2 separate regions of the Homo sapiens genome follow, and region 1 is linked to region 2. Evidence: read pairs that join two places in POLR2A ChIA-PET (ENCODE). Cell type or tissue: PC-9. All regions are shown on one strand. Links, peaks and the distances in the headings refer to the core of each region. The heading gives the core; the rest is flanking DNA.

Region 1 (6,808 bases), core at 699-5,698, 56 kb before region 2:
TGCATGTGTATTAGTCCATTTTTACACTGCTATAAAGAACTGCCGGAGACCTGGGTAATTTATAAATAAAAGAGTTCTAATTGACTCACAGTTATGGATGGCTGGGGAGGCCTCAGGAAATCTACAATCATGGCAGAAGGTGAAGGGGAAGCAAGGCACATCTTACATAGCGGCAGGAGAGAGAGAGAGCAAGTGGGGAAGTGCCACAAATTTAAACCATCAGATCTCATGAGAACTCCCTAACATGAGAATAGCATTGGGGAAATCCACTCCCATGATCCAGTCACCTCCCACCAGGCCCCTCCCTGACACGAGAGGATTACAATTCAACATGAGATTTGGGTGGGAACACAGAGCCAAACCATGTCATTCTTCCACTGGAGCCTCCCAAATCTCATGTCCTTCTCATATTTCAAAATACAATTATTCAGTCTCAACAGTCCCCCAGTCTTTTTTTTTTTTTTTTAAATGGAATCACAACTTTAATGAAAACTTGTTTTAAGTAGCTGCCTATTTTGTGCCAGATGTTTTGTCAGGTACTTTGAATGTCTTTTTAAATTTATTATTTTAACAAACCAGTGAAGTGAGTATTCTTCTTCCCATTTTACAGATAAAGACAGTCTCAGAGAAAGTTTGTGGCTTGTCATTTACACACCTAGGAACTGTCAGAATCAATTAGAACCCAGGTCAATTTGAAGGTTCTTTCCACTACATCACCCTGCCTCTCACATTTTAGATACTGAGTAATAAACGTTCAATATTTAAACACAGAAGCATAATACTGCAGACATTAGAGTAAGAAGAGCATTATTTCATATAAATATAACCCTTCTCCTTTAAAGGAACTCCGAAATTATTCTTAGGTTTGGTAATTTAACATAATCCTATTTTTGATTCTTTTTTCTTTGTCTTTGTCAAATTGGGTTAATTCAAAAGCCTTGTTTTCAAGCTCTGAAGTTCTTTATTCTACTTGTTCAATTCTATTGTTGAAACTTTCCAGTGTATTTTGCATTTCTCTGTGTTTTTCATTTCTAGAAGTTGTGATTTTTTAATTTATGATATCTGTTTCTCTGGAGATTTTTTCATTTATATCCTGTATTTTAAAAAATGTCTTTAAGTTGTTTTTCACCTTTCTCTGGTGCCTCCTTGAGTAGCTTCATAATTGACCTTCTGAATTATTTTTCTGGCAATTCAGAGATTTCTTCTTGGTTTGGATCCATTACTGATGAGCTAGTGTGAACTTTTGGGGGTGTTATAGAACTTTGTTTTGTCATATTATGAGAATTGTTTTCTGTTCCTTTTCATTTGGGTAGACTATGTCAGAGGAAAGATCTGGACTCAAGGGTTGCTGTTTAGATTCTTTTGTTCCATGGGGTGATCCCTTGATGTGGTGCCCTCCCCACTTCCCTAGGCTTGGGGCTTCCTAAGAGCTGGGCTAAAGTGATTGTTATTGCTCTTCTGGGTGTAGCTACCCAGCAGAACTACCAGGCTCTAGGCTGGTACTGGGGAGTGTCTGCAAGGATTCCTGTGATGTGATCCATCTTCAGGTCTCTCAGGCATAGATACCAACACCTGCTTTTGTGGAGGTAGCAGGAGAGTGAAGTGGACTCTGTGAGAATCCTTGCTTGTAGTTTTGTTTAGTGCACTGGTTTTCTTAAATGCTGGTTATGCTAGCAGTGAAGTTGTTAAGTGGACAGACTCAAGACCTCTGGTTATCCAGGTGGTTGAATTAGCCATTGTTTTCTCTTTCCTTGGAGTTCAGTTGGTTGGCCTTCTCTTTCCTTGGAGTAGAATTGGTTTCCTAATGACTTGAGTTGGTTGGCTTCCAGCCAGGAGGTGGTGCCTTCAAAAGAGCATGAGCTGTGGTAGTATAGGGGGGATTCAAGCTTGCCCTAAGGTTGCCTGGATAAGTATTTGGGTTTCTCAGGTGATGGGCAGGGTCTTAGAGTTCCCTTCAGTTTATGTCTCTTGTTGTTGTTTTGTTATCAGCTACCAGGGTGGGTAGAGAAAGACCATCAGGTAGGGGCAGGGTTAGGTGGGTCTGAGCTCAGACTGTCCTTGGGTGGGGCTTGCTGTGGCCATTGTTGGGGATGGGGTGGTTCTCATGCCAATGGAGTTATGTTCCAAGGGGGATTATGGCTGCCTCTGCAGCTTCATACAGGTCCCCAGGATGGTTGGAGAAAGCCGGCAGTGACAGGCCTTACCCAGCTCTCATGCAGCCAGCAAAGCTAATCTCACTCCCGCTGTACTCTCCCAACAGCCAACAGAGCTGAATTTATATCCAGGTCACCAGTGTGCGGGGCTGAGATCTTGCCCCAGGCTACAAGCCTCCCTGCTGAGAAAGCAAGCAGGGCTTTCAGTACTTGCTACTCCCTGACTGCCATGGCTTCTGTGCTAATATCTGTACTTCCTGTTTGACCCCTGGCTACTGCCCAGGAAAATTCATGCTTTGTCAAAATTATTACAAAGTTCAGCTTAAAGTCTCCTTTTCCCTGTGGCTTTTCCCCAATTCTACTGGCTGCTGTCCCCAGAACCCCCGTGAGATAAAGTTAGAAATGGCTTCCCTGGAGACCAGGAGTGCCTACATAGCTCTTCCTACTGCTGCTTTTATTTTATATTTTGCTTGGCTCTCTAAATTCATTTCAGCTCTAGTTAAGGTTAGATCCTTCTCCTGTGATCTGGATTTTCAGGTTCCTCAGGATGTGTGTTCAGAGGCAGACTTTCACCCTCTCATGCTTTGGGCACTTGCAGTTTTTTGGCTGTCTCATGGAGTTTGCAGCAGCAAGCTGCTTCTTTGAAAGGGTCTATGAAATTTTTTGTTTTCTTGGTATGTTCCTGCAGTGGTTCTTGCAGCAATATTTTACATTGTGAGTCTCCACATACTGTCTGTCCATTTGAGTGGGAGCTACATCCATTTGAGTGGGAGCTACAAGTTAGTCCTACCTCCTTTCCAGATTTTTTTTCTTCTTTCAGTCTCCCAGTCTTAACTCATTTCAGCATTAACTCAGAAGTCCAAAGTCCAAAGTTTCATCTGAGACAAAGTAAGCCCCTTCTACCTATGAGCCTGTAAAATCAGAAACGAGTTAGTTACTTTCAAGACACAGTGTGGGTACAGGCATTGGGTAAGTGCTCCCATTCTGAATGGGAGAAATTGGCCAAAACAAAGGGGCTACAAGCCTCAATGCAAGTTCATAATTTAGCAGGGCAGTCATTAAATCTTAAAGCTTCAAAATAATCTCCTTTGACTCCACATCCCACATCCAGGGCACACTGATGCAAGGGGTGGGCTCCCAAGGCCTTGGGCAGCTCCTCCCCTGTGGCTCTACAGGGTACAGCCCCTGTAGCTGCTTTCACAGGCTGGTGTTGAGTGCCTGCGTCTTATCTAGGTGCATGGTGCAAGCTGTCAGTGGTTCTACTGTTTTGAGGTCTGAAGGACAGTGACCCTCTTCTCACAGCACCACTAGACAGTGCCCCAGTGGGGTCACTGTGTGGGGGCTCCAACCCCACATTTCTCCTCTGCCCTATGCTGTAGAGGTTCTCCATGAGGGCTCTGCCCCTGCAGCAGACTTCTGCCTGGACATCCATCTATTTCCATACATGCTTTGAAATCTAGGCGGAGGTTCCCAAACTCTTGCCTTCTGCATACCCACAGGCCCAACACCACATGGAAGCTGCCAAGGCTTGGGGCTTGCACCCTATGAAGCAATGGCCTGAGCTGTACCTTGACACCTTTTAGCCATGGCTGGAGCTGGAGCAGCTGGGACACAGGGTACCATGTCTCGAGGCTGCAGAGAGCAGCATGGCTCTGGGTCTGGCCCATGAACCCATTTTTCCCTCCTAGGCCTCCAAGCCTGTGATGGGAGGGGCTGCCACAAAGATCTTAGAAATTCCCTGGAGACATTTTTCTCACTGACTTCACTATTAACAATTGGCTCTTTGTTACATATGCAAATTTATATAGCTGTCTTGAATTTCTCCCCAGAAAATGGGTTTTCTTTTCTGCTACAGGGTCAGGCTACACATTTTCCAAACTTTTGTGTTCTGCTTCCCTCTTAAATATAAGTTCTAATTTCAGACCATCTCTTTCTTCATGTATATGAATGTACACTTTTAGAAACAGCCATATTACATCTTGAGTGCTTTGTTGCTTAGAAATTTATTCTGTCAGATACCTTAAATCATGTCTCAAGTTCAAGTTCCACAAATCTCTAGGGCAAGGGCAAAATGCTGCCAGCCTCTTTGCTAAAGCATAGAAAGAGTGACTTTTACTCCAATTCCCAATAAGTTCCTCATCTCTAGATGAGACCACCTCAGACTGGACTTTATTGTCCATATCACTATGAACATTTTGGTCAAAACCATTCAACAAGTCTCTAGAAGGTTCCAAACTTTCCCACATCTTCCTATCTTCTTCTAAGCCCTCCAAACTGTACAAACCTCTGTCCATTACCCCATTCCAAAGTCATTTCCACTTTTCAGGTGTCTTTATAACAGTGGTTCACTCTGCTGGTACCAATTTTCTATATTAACCAATTTTCACACTGCTATAAAAAGAACTACCTGAAACTAGGTAACTATAAAGAAAAGAGTTCTAACTGACTTACAGTTCCACATAGCTGGGGAGGCCTCAGGAAACTTACAATCATGGCAGAAGGTGAAAGGAAAGCAAGGCACATCTTACATGGTGGCAGGAGAGATAGAGTGAGGGGAGAAGTGCCACACTTTTAAACCATCAGATCTTGTGAGAACTCAGTCAATATCATGAGACCAGCATGGGGGAAATCCACCCCCATGATCTAATCACTCCCATCAAGTCCCTCCCCTGACATGTGAGGGTTAAAATTTGACATGAGATTTGGGTGGGGACACAGAGCCATACCATATCAGCATGTATGTATCATTATGTAGTATGATTTATGTTCCATTGGGCATATACCTAATAATGGGATTGCTAGGTCAAATGGTTATTCTATTTCATTTTTTTATTTTTATTTTTTATTATACTTTGAGTTTTAGGGTACATGTGCACAACGTGCAGGTTTGTTACATATGTATACATGTGCCATGTTGGTGTGCCACACCCATTAACTCATCATTTAACATTAGGTATATCTCCTAATGCTATCCCTCCCCACTTCCCCCACCCCACAACAGGCCCCAGTGTGTGATGTTCCCCTTCCTGTGTCCATGTGTTCTCATTGTTCAATTCCCACCTATGAGTGAGAACATTAAGTTCTTTGAGAAATCTCCAAATTGCTTTCCAGAGTGGTTGAACTAATTTGCATTCCCATCAGCAGTGTATAATTGTTTCCTTTTCCCTGCAACTTTGCCAGCATCTGTTATTTTTTGACTGTTTAATAATTGCAATTTTGACTGGTGTGAGATGGTATCTCATTGTTGTCTTGATTTGCATTTCTCTAATGTTTAGTGATGTGCAACATTTTTCAAAATGTTTGTTGGCTGCCCAAATGTCCATCAGTGATAGACTGGATTAAGAAAATATGGCACATATACACCATGGAATACTATGCAGCTGTAACAAACGATGAGTTCATGTCCTTTTTAGGGACATGGATGAAGCTGGAAACCATCATTCTCAGCAAACTATCGCAAGGACAGAAAACCAAACACCGCATGTTCTCACTCATAGGTGGGAATTGAACAATGAGAACACTTGGACACAGGTTGGGGAACATCACACAACAGGGCCTGTTGTGGGGTAGGGGGAGGGCGGAGAGATAGTATTAGGAGAAATACCTAATGTAAATGATGAGTTAATGCATGCAGCACACCAACATGGCACATGTATACATATGTAACAAACCTGCACATTGTGCATATGTACCCTAGAACTTAAAGTATAATAATAAAAAGAAAATGTTTGTTGGCTGCTTGTATGTCTTCTTTTGAGAAGTTTCTGTTCATGTCCTTTGCCCACTTTTTAATGGGGTTGTTTTTTGTATGTTGAATTGCTCCTTATAGATTCTGGATATTAAAACTTTGTCAGATGCAAACTTTGCAAATATTTTCTTCCATTCTGTAGGTTGTCTGTTTACTCTGTTGATAGTCTATTTTGCTATGCAGAAGGTTTATTAGGACTCACTTGTCAATTTTTGTTTTAGTTGCAATTGCTTTTGGTGTCTTTGTTATGGAACCTTTGCTAGGGCCTATGTCCACAGTGGTATTTCCTAGGATTTCTTCTAGGATTTTTATAACTTTAGACTTTACATTAAAGTCTTTAATCCATCTTGAGTTGATTTTTTTTATACGGTGAAAGGAAGGGATCTAGTTTCAATCTTCTGCATATGGCTGCCAGTTATCTCAGCATCATTTATTGAATAGGGAATCCTTTCCCCATTGCTTGTTGTTGTTGACTTTGTCAATGCTCAGATGGTTGTAGGTGTGTGGATTTATTTCTGGGTTCTCTAACCTGTTCCATTGCTCTATGTGTCTGCTTTTGTACCAATACCATGCTGTTTTGATTACTGTAGCCTTGTAGTATAGTTTGAAGTTGGGTAGTATAATACCTTTGACTTTGTTCTTTTTACTTAAGTTTGCTTTGGCTATTCAGGCTCTTTTTTGTTTCTATATACATTTTAGAATAGTTTTTTTCTGACTCTGTGAAAAGTGTCCATTGGTAGTTTGATAGGAATAGCATTGAATCTGTAAATTGTTTCGAGCAATATGGTCATATATTCTTCCTATACATGAGCATGAAATGTTTTCCCATTTGTTTATGGCATCTCCGATTTCTTTCAGTAGTGTTTTGTAATTCTCATAGTAGAGATCTGTCACTTCCCTCGTTAGC
Region 2 (6,808 bases), core at 772-5,771:
AATCTTTTGGACTCATTTTTAATCGGCTTGGAAATTTAATCAGAATAATGCCAGGTACATGCAATTGTAAAAAAAAAAATCTATTAATTAGCTACCCACAGTCTTGCCTTCTCCAGTTAAATTTAAATCCTGAGGAGAAAATGACATACAGCTCTGTTCTATACCTCCAGGTATGGAAACCACCGCCTGGGATTAAAGCATCAGTGAAGATGCTGCTTAGGAGGAATTCAGATTTTAGAGAAGAAAGGAGGTCATGAGAGCTCATTACTGGATCACTGAACTGGTAAGAATTATAAAGAGCTCGCCTTTTTCTTTTCTTGTATATGTGCACTACATTCATTTTTTTGGTGTGACAACAGTGTTTATAAAGGACCAAACATTCACTTTGCTAATGAAAGTTGACATTTCTAGTCATCCAATAAACAAGGATGCTTAATTTCAAGAGATGTGCATCAAGATGGTACCAATGGGTACACAGTGTAGACTCTCTGGGGAACTGAACACTCAGAATGGACACAGGTTTAATTTAGCTCAAAACACACTTAACATATGCAGTAGGACAGTTTGTCTGCAATGCCTAACTATTCTTTATGCCCTATGACTTTGGTTCATTTATCTCCCCAGAATTCGATCAGGAGTAGCCTCTTGCCATAGTGGTGGCAAGTCTGCTGCCAAGCGGCTAGCCTATTACTAGGAACCTTGCTAAAATAAAGATCTTGATTCAATAGTGCAGGGGTGAAATCTGAGACTCCGCATTTCTAACTAGTTTCCAGGTGATGCCAAGGCTGCTGGTCCCAGGGTCACACTTTGAGTAGCAAGGGACCAAGTTACAGAGACAGGGGGATTTAAGAGCCCAGACACCTTAATTGTGTAGCTGATGTGAATATCTGGGAGCTTCTGGTGCAGAGGATCCCAGACAAGCCCTAATTTGTCCTCTGAGTCCTGTTTTTCCCATTTTTATTTTCCCCCTGCACTTCCATGGATTCCACAAGAGATGTGTCCTTTGAACGGAGCCCCTTTTCTGAGCTAATTTGTGGGGATTCTACCCTATTCTTGCAGCCAGATGAGCCCTTGCTAGTTCAAGAAACAGATACATCAGTATTTAGAGGAGTCCACAGGTTAGGCGTGTATGAGGTACAAATAACCAGACTCTGCCTCCCCCTGACTATGGCCTGGCAGCTTTCTCTTTCTTCCTTACCTCTCCATCAGCTGAACACTTCAAGTCTGTGCCTTCAGGGCAAGACCTTCTTTTGACCTTGTTAATTTGCTCATTTCTCTAATCAACTCGTTTAGTTAAGAGATGTGGTTTCAAAATGGAAACACCTCCAATACTGCAAAGTGAAGAAAGCAGAACAGTTAGCTGTTTCATATAAAAACAATCTGAAAATACAGTAAATGAATCCACGGTTAAAATGCTAAACAGTAAATTTATTTGCAAAGTGAATCACACATCAGTTGTGCTTTTACTGTAGCCCAGAATAATTTCTAATTATAGCAACACTAAATAGAAAATAGCTTGTATTCTATTATTTAAAATATTCATGAAGTGGGGAGAGGACTAGAAAGAACTGAATGTATAAATGTGACTTTTGTGGGGCTGTTTTAATGCTTGGCCTTGTATGGCATCCACGCCCAGTTTGGCTCAGGTGACGAAAATGAAATGGACAAATATATTTGGTGACATAAATAACATTAAAGTTAATAGGTTTTACTCAGCACTTGGCATGTGAATGCAAAAGGAACCCAAATCCTCTGGGGTCACTCAAGATATACTGAGCACCCGCTTTTACGCAGGCAACCGTACTAAGTTTGGTGGGAGTTCAAAAGTGAGCAAAATGCTTCTTCTTTCCCTTTGGCTCTTATAGTCTGGGAAAAAATGACAAGCAATGTTTTTTTCTCCTCCCTCCATTTTCTATTAGCTGACAACTACATGGATCCTCTTTTCCTTATCTCTAGTGGTGAAGTTTTAGTGTCAGCATCAGGCCAAGGAGTGAGGCATTTTGAACAGACATTTTCAGTGTTCCTCAGATCCCATGATGCAGATGACAGTCCCCTCTTAAGGCCAGCCCCTTAGGAGTCCATCTTTTCAGTTTACTCCACCTTTCCTAATCAGAGCCATTCTTTGCTCAGATAACCACAGACACTTCTGGAGAAACAGCCCTTTCCCTACTCTTTCAACCCCTACAACCTCCCTGAGAAATTTCTGCCTTGGCCTCTGCAAAGGACCCACCTGACAAAGCGATATGAGGAGGCATATTGCAAAAAGGACACAGCCTGTGAACTGGGGGAGCCCTGCTACTCACCAGCCACTCTCCCAGCACAGCTTCCTCAAAACTTTTTTGTTTGAAAAGATGTTGCGTCATGGTGAATAAGAGCATCAATGTGCCGGGGCCAGGGGTGCCATAAACTAAATGGTGTCCCATCCCTAAATTCATATGTTGGAGCCCTAACCCTTCATGTGGGCTATACTGGAGAGAGGGCCTTGAAGAAAGTAATGAAGGTTAAATGGGGTCATAAGGCTGGAGCCTGACCTGGGAGAACGGGTGCTCTTAGAAGAAAAGGAAGAGATAGCAGAGTTCTCTCTCACCATGCGAGGGCACCGTGGGAAGGCAGACATCTGCAAGCCAGAAACAGAGCCCTCACCAGAACCCAGTCGTGCTGGCTGGCTGATCTTGGACTTTTAGCCTCCAGAACTGTGAGAAAATAAATTTCTGTTGTTTAAGCCAGCAGTCCCCAACTTTTTTGACACCAGGGACCAGTTTTGTGGAAGACAGAGTTTCCATGGACTCGTGGAGGGGGTGAGATGGTTTTGGGATGATTCATGCACATTACATTTACTGTGCACTTTATTTCTATTATTATTACATTGTAATACATAATGAAATAATTATACAGCTCACCATAATGTAGAATCAGTGGGAGCCCTGAGCTTGTTTTCCTGCAACTAGATGGTCCTATCTGGGGATGATGAGAGACAGTGACAGATCATCAGGCATTAGATTCTCATAAGTAATGCACAACCTAGATCCCTTGCATGCACAATTTACCATAGGGTTTGCACTCCTATGAGAATCTAATGCTGCTGCTGATCGGACAGGTGGCAGAGCTCAGCTGGTAATTCATGCAGTGGGGAGTGGCTGCAAATACAGATGAAGCTTAGCGTACTTGCGTGCAGCTCATTGTGTGACTCAGTTCCTAACAGGCCATGCAGGGACTGGTACCGGTTTGTGGCCCTGGGGGTGGGGGGACCCCTGGTTTAAGCCACCAGTCTGTGGTACTTTGTTAGGGCAGCAAGAAATGACTAATTAATACCAGGGAGACTTAGGGATGGGGAGGCAAGCCGAGGTGGGCAGAAGGAGAGAGAGAGGCAGCTGTGCATGCTGCAGGTTGGGAACTGAGATGGCTCCCAGTAGAGGTCAGCTTCAGTCATTTCTTCAAACAGTTTAAAATCCACGTCTGAGAACCGTTTCACTTCTTATGGAGGGGCAGCAAGAAAAGCTGCCTGCAACAAGATTTAATTGTGGGACTTCTGGTAAGACCATTATTTTGTTTTAAACTACAAAGAACATGCAGCTCTTATGATACAGATAGTGAAAGAGTCACATAAAAATAGGCATTTGGCCTCTGAACCACAGTCTTATGGCAGTTTAAGTTTGAATGCTGAAATTAATTTTTGACAGCCCCAATAAACTGCACATTGAGACCACACTTCCCAACGACTGATCTGATCATTAGAGTTTCTATTTCTCAGGAATTATTAGGAGGAAAACCAACTATATCCAAGCTACTGGGAGATGCACAACCACTGATAATTAGAAAGAATAAAATCGATGACTAAATGAATGTGCAGTTTACACACAAATGTAACCTTTTATTCTTTCCAATTAGGCTTTCTCCTGTAGGCTTGGCAGATGAGGCTGTGTTATAAATAGAAGTGGCATTTTGTAGGGTTCTTCAAACTGAAGTGTACATGAGGTCAAATTATAATCAAGGTAATATATATAAGTAATGAGCTGAGTCCACATTCCCAGGCATTTATACATTTAGTGGTAATAAATGAGCAAAGATGAAAAGAGAGCTTCCGGACAAATGCAGCAAAATAGTTACTTGTGTGGTTGGAGCACAGCAACTTATCTCTTTGTAATGAATGCTTGCCAGTGATAATTGACTTCATTTGTTAATTGTATTCATGATATTAATGAGATCATTAGCATAACAGTCACATCCTATTCTCCTGTGGTCAAAGTCTAGGGAATTACAAGTTTTGCACACCTTGTTGCTATACGTATACTTATGCATGCCAGTGATGTACAAATTCAAATGCCATCTGTGCTGACTTTTACAAGGACACCCTGAAATAATTCCTTGCCTGTTTTTAAGGGGGCTTTCTGAGAATTTGGGAGAGATCTTTTGTTCTCAGGATAATGAGTTTCATATTTATGAGAAAGATCCAAATTTAGCTCCTGTCATCTTTTTCTCCCCTGAATTCTACTTATTAGTAAGACTTAGCCATGAGCTAAGAACCTGGGAGGAGGAGGAGAAAGTGGCAACAGCCGAGTCTCAGTAAGAGAGGAAAGGGAAGTGATGGGGCACAGGAACATCAAAATATGGCAGCCTGACATTTGAGAAAACTGCAGAAGTGGAATGTCTCCCTCAACTTACCCTTCCCCCTCTCCCCTGAAGCAGGTCATAAAACCCAGGAAGGGCACTCTCTGACTTTCTTGGATCCTTCTTCTCTAAAGCAGGTCATAACATCCTCATTCAGGAAGTACCCTCCCTATACCCGGAAGAAAGGAACATCCTTATCTCTGAAGACACAGAAGAATCTGAACAAACAAACCTGCCTTACTAAGTTCCTCCAAGTTTATTCCCATTAGGTTATACCTCCTTTGTCCAATCATACTTCCCCATGACTGTCCATTCTTCAACAAAGTCAAGTGTAAAAATATACAGGTTTTCTTGTTTCTCTGGGTCTTCATTTCTGAAGGCTCTCATGTCACATAAAACTTATATTAGATAAACGTGTGCTTTTTCTTTGTTAATCAGCCTTTTCTTATAGGTGCCTCAGCCATGAACCTGGTGAAGAATGAGAAAAGAAATCTTTCTTCCCCTACAGAAGTAAGTGAAAGTTCACTTACTTGGGGAATTGTGGGAAGAAAAAGATAGAGGTTTGGGAGGCAGTGGGGAGATGGGTATGTGGGATAAGACATTCAAGAATGGGGTGGAGGAGATTTGTTTCAGTTTAGGTGTGAGACTCTAGAAGGGAACTGGATTACTCTCTTCTCCCAGACAACTCTTGTACCAATTCATGTGGTGAGGTGTGGAGGAGACCCAGATGTGCCCAGGTACCTCTCCCAGCCCCAGGAGGGGTAGTGAAAGGGACTGGACAAGATCCAAACAAGCCTGCTTTAGAACCCAGCAAGACACGAGGAAGGTGACCTCCAGCAGCTGGTTGAAGGATGTGGCAGAGCTTGAGTGAGTAGCCAGGGAGAATCACCAGGCCATTGTGGAGATGCAAGGGGCCAGTCTGGCCCAGTCCAGCCCAGCCCAGCTTCTGCAGGAGACACTAACACTCCTCCAGATATTGGCTGCTCCATGAGGGTCACTCTCCAGGAGCAGCCCAGTCTAGGCATTTTGCTGCAAGGGATGCCATGTGGAATCAAGGACCTTTCCCTTCCTTGAACATCATCTTGGGGAAGAGAAGGAAGGAAGGAAGGAAGGAAGATCAGGCATCTGAAAGACTGAATGACATTAGGCAAGTCACCTAAATGCACTGCAAGGATAACGCCAGCATATGGGCCCTGCCAGGCAGCTGAGGACATGGAGTGGCTTTTATCCCAAAGACATCACATTACTTAAGGACTCTGTTCAGATTTTGGGATGGCCTGTAATTTTAGAGTTGAACTAAAATCTCTAGTTCCCTCTTTCTGCTTGCAAGGGGAATGGGGAATTTAGAGAGAGTAATTTATAAGAAAATACTGAAACTTCATTTTCTCTGGATTTATGAAGGTAGTGTAAGTGAATTGCAACCCTGCTACATATGAAATTGCTATCAAGAGGCAACTTCTTTTGGTCCTGTTACCTCTCCAGGGCCATTCCAATTATTTATAATAATTGCTCAGTATAATTATGTATGAAAAGGCCAGCAGGTCTGGAAATGGCTCCATGACTGCTCTGTCACCATGAACTAGTTCTCAGGCACCATCTGAAGTTTCTGAGATGAGGCCCTCCCCTGATTATCCCCGTGGTGTCTCCTTACCTGACCCTTTCTTCCTGATTCTGCTTGGTACCTGGGATTCCTCTGCTTTCCCCTATGACCTTGACATATGCCTGGTGGGGAAGCCACGCCATGTCCTCAGCTGCCTGGCAGGGCCCTTATGCTGGCGTTATCCTTGCGGTGCATTTTTCAGATGGGGACAAGGAGGCTAGGTGACTTGCCTAATGTCATACAGTTGGTGGCAAAGCCAAGGTTTGAACTCATGTCAGGTTTCATGGTCTCTGTGTCTAACTCTACCCTCTCCTTTGAATCCTGTACTCTTCCAGATGCAGCTTTTCCTGCACCCATTTGGTTGGAAAGGAAGCTAGTACACTGACAACTTAGCACAATATTTCAACCGACATGGGTACATTTTGCTTTGATGCCAACTTCATTGATATCTAATTTATTCACTGTTAAATTATATTATCCATTTTTTTATGATCAAAGTCTAAAATTCAGGGCAGGACTCTCAGGCAGTGGGTGGAACTTGTTCAGATTGTGGCCACTCCAATGATGGATAAGTCCCTTGTTGTGATCACCAAATCCACG

Evidence for each region. ChIA-PET counts read pairs that join two places held together with the same protein. Peaks named below come from ENCODE experiments on the same cell type or tissue, not always from the same donor. Only the 100,000 strongest peaks of a DNase experiment are listed, where the experiment ranks them.
Region 1: POLR2A ChIA-PET joins it to region 2 with 5 read pairs; 2 of 35 experiments call an interaction of 5 or more read pairs at or near these places.

The regions. Positions count from the first base shown.
Region 1 is chr12:58,032,200-58,039,007 of GRCh38, forward strand. No RefSeq gene overlaps it. Among named protein-coding and RNA genes, the nearest start is that of LINC02403, 52 kb to the right of the region's middle. In PC-9, for the core only: no CTCF peak of the experiment used is centred there; DNase peaks (open chromatin) are centred at 2,332 and 2,702; H3K4me3 peaks cover 1,100 bases; H3K27ac peaks cover 1,727 bases.
Region 2 is chr12:58,088,268-58,095,075 of GRCh38, forward strand. LINC02403 (long intergenic non-protein coding RNA 2403) reads left to right here. Exons shown (of 4, transcript NR_135022.1): 2 at 1-54; 3 at 171-283; 4 at 5,060-5,095. LOC105369784 (a long non-coding RNA gene) reads right to left here. Exons shown (of 4, transcript XR_001749166.2): 2 at 2,304-2,334; 3 at 1,199-1,331. Among named protein-coding and RNA genes, the nearest start is that of LINC02403, 3.8 kb to the left of the region's middle. RefSeq lists an enhancer at 4,540-5,739. In PC-9, for the core only: no CTCF peak of the experiment used is centred there; no DNase peak of the experiment used is centred there.